2 separate regions of the Homo sapiens genome follow, and region 1 is linked to region 2. A link is a loop called in an ENCODE intact Hi-C map of the cell type or tissue named here. Cell type or tissue: GM12878. All regions are shown on one strand. Links, peaks and the distances in the headings refer to the core of each region. The heading gives the core; the rest is flanking DNA. Region 1 has its middle 4.7 kb from the start of FRMPD2. Region 2 overlaps MAPK8 (mitogen-activated protein kinase 8).

Region 1 (4,407 bases), core at 209-4,208, 58 kb before region 2:
TCATTTTCTGTACATGAATTAGTTTGCTAAGAATAATAGCCTCCAGCTCCATCCATGTTCCCATGAAAAACATGATCTCATTCTTTTTTATGGCTGCATAGTATTCCATGGAGTATGTATACCACATTTTCTTTATCCAATTTGTCATTGATGGGCATTTACATTGATGCCATGTCTTTGCTATTGTGAATAGTGCTGCCATGAACATAAATGTCCATGTGTCTTTATAATAGAACAATTTATATTCCTTTGGGTATATACCCAGTAATGGGATTGCTGGGTAAAATGGTATTTCTGTCTCTAGGTCTTTGAGAAATTGCCACACTGTCTTCCACAATGGTTGAATGAATTTACATTCCCACCAACAGTGTATAAGTGTTCCCTGTTATTTGCAACCTTGCCAACATCTGTTTCTTTATACATATTTTATTAATAGCCATTCTGACTGGTGTGAGATGGTATCTCATTGTGGATTTGATTTGCATTTCTCTCATTATCAATGGTGTTGAGCTTTTTTCATACACTTGTTGGCCGCATGTATGTCTTCTTTTAAGAAGTTTCTGTTCATGTCCTTTGCCCACTTTTTAATAGGGTCGTTTGTTTTTCTCTCGTAAATTTGTTTAAGTTCCTTATAGATGCTGGATATTAGACTTTTGTCAGATGCATATTTTGCAAATATTTTCTCCCATTCTGTAGGTTGTCTGTTTACTCTGTTGATAATTTCTTTTGCTGTGCAGAAGTTCTTAAGTTTAATTAGATCGCACTGTCAATTTTTCCTTTTGTTGTGATTGCTTTTGGTGTCTTTGTCATGAAATCTTTGCCAGTTCCTATGTCCTGAATGGTATTGATTGCCTAGGTTGTCTGCCAGTGTTTTTATAGTTTCTGGTTTTACATTAAGTCCTTAATCCATCTTGAGTTAATTTTGTATATGGTGTAAGGAAGGGGTCCAGTTTTAATATTCTGCATGTGGCTAGCCAGTTATCTCAGCACCATTTATTGAACAGGGAGTCTTTTCCTCATTGCTTGTTTTTGTCAGCTTTGTTGAAGATTCACATGGTTGTAAGTGTACAGCCTTATTTCTGGGCTTTCCATTCTGTTCCATTGGTCTATGTTCCTGTTTTTGTACCAGCATCATGCTGTTTAGGTTACTGTAGCCCTGTAGTATAGTTTGAAGTTGGGTAACTCAATGTCTCCAGCTCTGTTCTTTTTGCTTCAGATTGCCTTGGCTACTCAGGCTGTTTTTTGGTTCCATATGAATTTTAAGATAGTTTTCTTCTAGTTCTGTGAAGAATATTGTTGGTAGTTTGATGGAAATAGCTTTGAATCTGTAAATAGCTTTGGGCAGTAAGGCCATTTTAATGACTTTGATTCTTCCTATCCATGAGCATGGGATGTTTTTCCATTTGTTAGTGTCTTGTCTGATTTCTCTGAGTAGTGTTTTGTAATTCTCATTGTAGCAATCCTTCACCTCCCTGGTTAGCTGTATTCCTAGGTATTTTATTCTTTTTATGGCAATTGTGAATGGGATTGCCTTTCTGATTTGACTCTCGGCGTGGCTGTTGTTGGCATATAGGAATGCTAGTGATTTTTTTGTACATTGATTTTGTATCCTGAAACTTTGCTGAAGTTGTTTATCAGCTGAAGGAGGTTTTAGGCTGATCGAAATCTTTGAGTTTATATATTTTTTAATTTAATTGCTTCACTTTCAAAAACTGTGTTTACTCCTATTTATAGAGAGTTCTGGAAAGTGAGGTATATAATCAAGTGAAATTCAATAATAAATCCGATTGCCAGTTGTGCCCTTTTGTTTTCCAGAGAAACAGAACCAATTGGATATTTATTTATAAGGAATTGTCTCATGTGATTATGGTGGCTGAGAACCTCACAATCTGCCATCTGCAAGCTGGAGACCCAGGAAAGCAGATGAGATAGTTTCACTCTGAGTCTAAAGGCCTGAGAAACATGGTAAGTCCCAGTCAAAGAGCAGAAGACCAATGGCCCAGTGCAGTCAGCCAGAGAGAGAGAGAGCAAATTCTCACTTCCTCTGCTTTTGTGTTCTGTTCAAGCCTTCAACAGACTGGGTGATGCCCACCTACATTAGGGAGAGGAGTCTCCTTTACTTAGTCCACCAACTCACAGGCTAATCTCACTGGGAAACAACCTTACAGGTACACTGTATTCATCCATTTTCATGCTGCTGATAAAGACATACCTGAGACTGGGCAATTTACAAAAGAAAGGTTTACTTGGACTTACAGTTCCATGTGGCTGGGGAAGCCTCACAATCATGGTGGAAGGCAAAGAGGAGCAAGTCACATCTTACATAAATAGCAGCAAGCAAAGACAGAGAGCTTGTGCAGGGGAATTCCTTTTTTTAAAACCATCAGATCTCATGAGACTTAGTCACTATCATGAGAACAGCATGAGAAAGACTTGCACCCATGATTCAATTACCTCCTACCGGGTCCCTTCGACAATATGTGGGAATTCAAGATGAGATCTGGGTGGGGACACAGCCAAACCATATCATCCCAACCTGGCCCGTCCAAAATCTCACATCCTCACATTTCAAAGCCAATCATGCCTTCCCAACAGTCCCTCAAAGTCTTAACTCATTTCAGCATTAACCCAAAAGCCCACAGCCCAAAGTCTCATCTGAGACAAGGCAAGTCTCTTCCACTTATGAGCCTGTAAAATCAAAAACAAGTTAGTTACTTCCTAGATACAGTGGGGGTACAGGCATTGTGTAAATACTGCCATTCCAAATGGGAGAAATCGGCCAAAACAAAGGTTCTACAGGCCCCATACAAGTCTGAAATCCAGTGGGGCAGTCAAATCTTAAAGCTCCAAAATGATCTCCTTTGACTCCATGTCTCATATCCAGGTCACGCTGATGCAAGAGGTAGGTTCCCATAGTCTTGGGCAGCTCCACCCCAAGACTTTGCAGGTGTGGCTTTGCAGGGTACAGCCTCCCTCCCAGCTGCCTTCACGGGCTGGTGTTGAGTGTCTGCATCTTTTCCATGCACACAGTGCAAGCTATCATTGGATCTACCATCCTGGAGTCTGGAGGATTGTTGCCCTCTTCTCACAGCTCAACTAGGCAGTGCCCCAGTAGGAACTCTGTATGGGGACTCCGATCCCACATTCCCCTTCCACACTGCCTTAGCAGAGGTTCTCCATGAGAGCCCTGCCCCTGCAGCAAACTTCTGCCTGGGCATCCAGGCATTTCCAAGCATCTTCTGAAATCTAGGCAGAGGTTCCCATACCTCAATTCTTGACTTTTGTGCACTCGCAGGCTCAACACCATGTGGAAGCTGCCAAGACTTGAGGCTTGCACCCTCTGAAGCCATGGCCTGAGCTTGACACTGGCTCCTTTCAGCTACAGCTGGAGTGGCTGGGACACAGGGCACCAAGTCCCTAGGCTGCACACAGCACGGGGACCCTGGGCCTGGCCCACAAAAACACCTTTTCCTCCTAGACCTCCAGCCCTGTGATGAGAGGGACTGTCACAAAGGTCTCTGACATGCCCTGGAGATATTTTCCTCATTGTCTTGGTGATTAACATTCAGCTCCTCGTTACTTGAAAAAAATTTTTTATTTTTATTTTTTACACTTTAAGTTCTAGGATACATGTGCAGAACATGCAGGTTTTTTACATAGGTATACATGTGTCATGGTGGTTTGCTGCACTCATCAACCCATCATCTAGGTTTTAAGCCCTGCATGCATTAGGTATTTCTCCTAATGCTATTACTCCCCTTGCCCCCCACCCTCCAACATGCCCAGGTGTGTGATATTCCCCTCCCTGTGTCTATGTGTTCTCATTGTTCAACTCCCACTTATGAGTGAGAACATGCAGTATTTGGTTTTCTGTTCCTGTGTTAGTTTGCTGAGAATGATGGTTTCCAGCTTCATCCTTGTTACTTTTGCAAATTTCTGTAGCCGGCTTCAATTTCTCCTCAGAAAATGGGTTTTTCTTTTCTATCACATTGTCAGACTGCAAATTATTTGAATGTTTATGCTCTGCTTCCCTTATAAAACTGAATGCCTTTAACAGCACCCAAGTCACCTCTTGAATGCTTTGCTGCTTAGAAATTTCTTCCACCAGATACCCTAAATCATTGCTCTCAAGTTCAAAGTTCCAAAAATCTCCTCCAATTTGGGGCATATGGGGTACCAATTTGGGGGGTACCAGAGCAGGGGCAGAATGCCGCCATTCTCTTTGCTAAAACATAACAAGAGTCACCTTTGCTCCAGTTCTCAAAAAGTTTCTCATCTCCATCTGAGACCACCTCAGTCTGGATCTTATTGTCCATATCAATATCAGGCTTCTGGTCAAAGCCATTCAACAAGTCTCTAAGAAGTTCCAAACTTTCCCACATTTTGCTGTCTTCTTCTGAGCCCTCC
Region 2 (4,407 bases), core at 254-4,253:
GCCTAAGTTTCATTATCCCCCTTATAAGGTTATACCCCAGTCCCCTTCCTCACTTAAGTTTCGATTTTCCGATAGCAAAACTTTTCCCTTTCATGGGCTGACCCCTCCTCTACATTCTGATCACTTATAGTGACTTTCTAGGTGCATGAGCTGTGTGGTTTGTCACATCTGCAGGTTGACTGCCAGTACTTAGATTTAGCATGCCTTGAAAATGGATCATTTAAAATGTTTTCTCACACAATGGCACTCTTTTCACCAGGTTTTCCTTTTTTTTAAATTGTCGTTTTCCATCAAAATTCTAGTTAATCATGCAGTGGAAGTTTATTATGTTTAAATAAATTTTAAAAAGTTTAAGTGCTCACTTCTGTTTAATATATTAAATATTGATATATCAACATAAATAAAAGCTTCTGTTAACAAAGTTCTTTGTTTAAAAAGTATAAAGGAATAGTGATAACCAAAAAGTTTGACAGCTGCCATATTATATAATATCAAAAAATTATTTATTACTTACTACTCATCTCACCAGCAAAATCATTGGATCCTGCACAGGGATAGATACAAATTTTGCAAAATTTTAATTTTCACTTGATAGTTTTAATTTTTTCATTGGCAATAAATACTGTCATTTATTTTTCTTGAAGTGATAGGCACACTTTGTTCATTTTCAAGAAAATGTCTTCCACATACCCTAGCCCAAATAACATAGTTTGTGTGTCATTCTTTCAAGTAAAAATTGTATTATTTAAAAACATGTCTCACAAGTGCTTTTCCTGCAATGGCCCCTGTACTTCAGTATATAGCAACAGTGCTTATGTATACTTCCCATTTCATCATAACAGATAATGTGGATATTCCTCTTTTATATGTGCTACACCAGAATTTAACAAGGTAACTGCAGGGAGAATCTGAAACTATATTAATAAATTTTTCATATTCTATTATATTAAAATCCATTTGTCTATCTTGCGTTTTAAATGAGTGTTTTGCCCATTTATAAGTTTGAAACATCATGTATTAGTCATTTGGAAAATACTGATTTAGTGAGGCCTGCAGATCTTTCAAATGTGTTTCTTTATACCACCATTGTCATAGTGTGGTTTGAGGACTGACAGGGCTAGCAGAAAACTCCATCTGTATCAGGTATTTGACGGTCAAGATTTATGTAATTAAGAATTTTTGGAAATAGTAAGATTGTTAAATTTCTACCCTGACTGATGAGTATTAAAAAAAAGAACCACAGATTATCAGTATGTGGAGTGAAAGATGGACATCACAACATATATGGCAGATATTAAAAGAATAAAGGAATATTATAAACACTCAAAAGCTAAGAAACAATGTAGATGAAATGGAACACTCTTTTAAAAAATATTCATTGCCCAGATTTACACAAGAAAACAGCTACGTATTTATTAAGGAAATTAAATTTGCAGTAAAAAAGTTCCTCACAGGCCCTGTGATATCATGAGGGAATAATTTGATGTGGCTCCTACTTCTAAAAGCAGCAATTCTCAAACTTTTTAAGAGTTTTGGAATGTCTGTGTTGTTAAAAATTATTGAATATCTCAAGGTGCTTTATATAGGCTATAGCTATTGAAATTTACTCTATTAGAAATTAAAACTAAGAACTCTAAAAAATATTTATTCATCAGTTCATTGACAAAGTAATAACCCAGTTAAAGTTAACATAAAATTTTATGAAAAATAACTTTTTCAAAAGAAAAAATAATATAACCTATTGTGATAACCCTGTGGGTTGCTTAGCCCCTGGAAAACTGCTGTACACATGTAAGAGAATGCCAGTGAAAAAGGCAAAAGGTAGGCATTTCTGGAATGGAACTTTTATTTCTCAGCACTTTATAGGTTTTTTAAAGAGAAGGTGTTGCTATTGTTGTATCAGATAACACAGATATTAAACCAACAACAGTAACAAAAGACAAGGGCATTATATAATGACAAAGGATTTAATTCAACAAGATTTGTATCTCCTAGGTATATATGCCATACCCAGTGTTGTAGCACCCACATTTATAAAACAAATACTACTAGACTTAGGAAAACGAGACAACCACACAATAATAGTGGAGGACTGCAACAGCCCACTGACAGCACTGGACAGATCACCGCAGAAAACTAACAAATTCTCGACTTAAATTGAAGTTTTGACCAAATGGACGTAATACACACGTACAGAATACCCTACCCAACAACCACAGAATACACATTTTACTCATCTTTGCATGCTCTAAAAATGACCACATGCTCAGTCATAAAGCAAGTCTCAATAAATTCAAAAAAGCAGAAATCATACCAAGCATCTGTTTGGACCACAGTTGAATAAAATTAGAAATCAATACCAAGAATAACTCTGAAAGCCACGTAAGTACATGGAAATGAAACAGTTTGCTCCTGAATGACGTTTGGCTAAACAAAATTAAGGCAGAAATACAATTTTTTTTGGAACAAATGAAAATAGAAACAATATATGAAAACCTCTAGGATATAGCAAAATAGAGTTAAGAGGAAAATTTTAGTGCTAAATTCCTACATCAAAAGAAAGATCTCAAATTAACAACCTAACATTGCCCCTAAAGGAACTAGCAAAATAAGAACAAACCAACCTGAAAGCTAGCAGAACAAAAGAAATAACAAAGATTTGTGCAGAACTAAACAGAATTGAGACCAAAAAATTACACACAGAATCAACAAAACGGAAAGTTCTGTTTGTCCTTCTAAAGGGTAAACAAAATTGATAGACTGCCAGCTAGATGAACCAAGAAAAGAGAGAAGATTCAAATAAGCACAAAAATGGCAAAGATGTCATTACAGTGGATACCATAGAAATACAAAGATCCTTAGAGACTACTGTGGACATTTTTATGTGCACAAACTAGAAAATTTAGAGGAAATAGATAAACATCTGGAAGCACACAGCCTTCCAAGAGTGAACCAGGAAGAAATCAAAATCCTGAACAGACCAATAACGAGTTATAACGTTGAATACATAATAAAATCTACCAACCACAAAAAGCCCTGAACCAAAAGGATTCATAGCCAGATTTTACTAGATGTTGGTAGAAGAGCTGATACCAATCTTACTGAAACTATTCCAAAAAAATCAAGGTGGAGAGATATCCTCCCTAACTCATTCTTTGAAACCAGTATCATCCCAATATCAAAATCTAGCAAGGACACAACAACAAAAAGAAAAACAGAAATGCAGGCCAGCATCCCTGATGAAGATAGAGGCAAAAATCCTCAACAAAATACTAGCAGACTGAATCTAGCAGCACATAAAAAAGATAATTCACCATGATCAGGTAGGTTTTTTCCTAGATACAAGGATGGTTCAGAATATACAAATCAATAAATGTAATTCACCACATAAACAGAATTAAAAAACAAAAACCATATTCTTATGCAGTAAAATCCAGCATCTCTCCATGATAAAACCTCAACAACCTAGGCATCAGAGGAACATACCTCAAAATAGTAAGAGTCATTTATGACATACCCACAGCCAACATCATCCTGAATGAGCAAAAGTTGAAAGCATTTCCCCTAAGAACCAGAACAAGACAAGGATGTCCACTCTCACCATTCCTTTTCAACATAGTACTAGAAGTTCTAGCCAAAGCAATCAGACAAAAGAAATAAAAGATGTCCAAATAGGCAAAGAGGAAGTCAAATTATATGCTTGTTGATGACATGATCCTGTACCTAAAAAAACCCTGAAAGATTCCCCGAAAGACTCCTGGACCTGAGAAACAACTCCAGTAAAGTTTGAGGATACAAAATAAATGTACAAAAATCACTGGCATTTCTATACACCAATAACATTCAAGCTGAGAGCCAAATTAAGAACTAATTTACAATAGACACACACAAACACACACACCACACACACACAATATCTAGAATTACATTTAACCAAGGAAGGGAAAGATCTCTACAAAGAACTGTAAAACACTGATGAAAGAATTCATAGATGACACAAACAAATGGAAGAAACGTCCCATGCTTGTAGATTGAAAGAATCAACATTGTTAAATGACCATACTGCCCAAAGCAATCTACAACTTCAATATAATTCCTATCAAATTACCAATGTGATTTTTTTTCACAGAATTAGAAAAGACAATTCTAATATTCATGTGGAAATACAATAGAGCCTAAATAGGTAGAGCGATCTAAGCAAAAGGAACAAAGCCAGAGGCATCATATTACCCAACTTCAGACTATACTGCAAGGCTATTGTAACCAAAATAGCACGGAATTGGTACAAAGATAGACACATACATCAATGGAACAAAATAGAGAACCCAGAAATAAAGCCACACACCTGCTATGAACTGATCTTCAACTGAGTCAACAAAAATAAGCAATAGAGAAAGGATACCCTAT

The links. Hi-C counts contacts between places; a loop is a spot of excess contacts. Peaks named below come from ENCODE experiments on the same cell type or tissue, not always from the same donor. Only the 100,000 strongest peaks of a DNase experiment are listed, where the experiment ranks them.
Region 1: it touches region 2 in a loop (5-fold over the local background); 3 of 110 quality-filtered maps call a loop at or near these places.

The regions. Positions count from the first base shown.
Region 1 is chr10:48,277,231-48,281,637 of GRCh38, forward strand. No RefSeq gene overlaps it. Among named protein-coding and RNA genes, the nearest start is that of FRMPD2, 4.7 kb to the left of the region's middle. RefSeq lists an enhancer at 2,274-2,443. In GM12878, for the core only: no CTCF peak of the experiment used is centred there; a DNase peak (open chromatin) is centred at 2,021; H3K27ac peaks cover 3,132 bases.
Region 2 is chr10:48,334,942-48,339,348 of GRCh38, forward strand. All of the region lies in intron 1 of MAPK8 (mitogen-activated protein kinase 8), which reads left to right. Among named protein-coding and RNA genes, the nearest start is that of MAPK8, 30 kb to the left of the region's middle. In GM12878, for the core only: no CTCF peak of the experiment used is centred there; a DNase peak (open chromatin) is centred at 2,220; H3K4me3 peaks cover 795 bases; H3K27ac peaks cover 813 bases.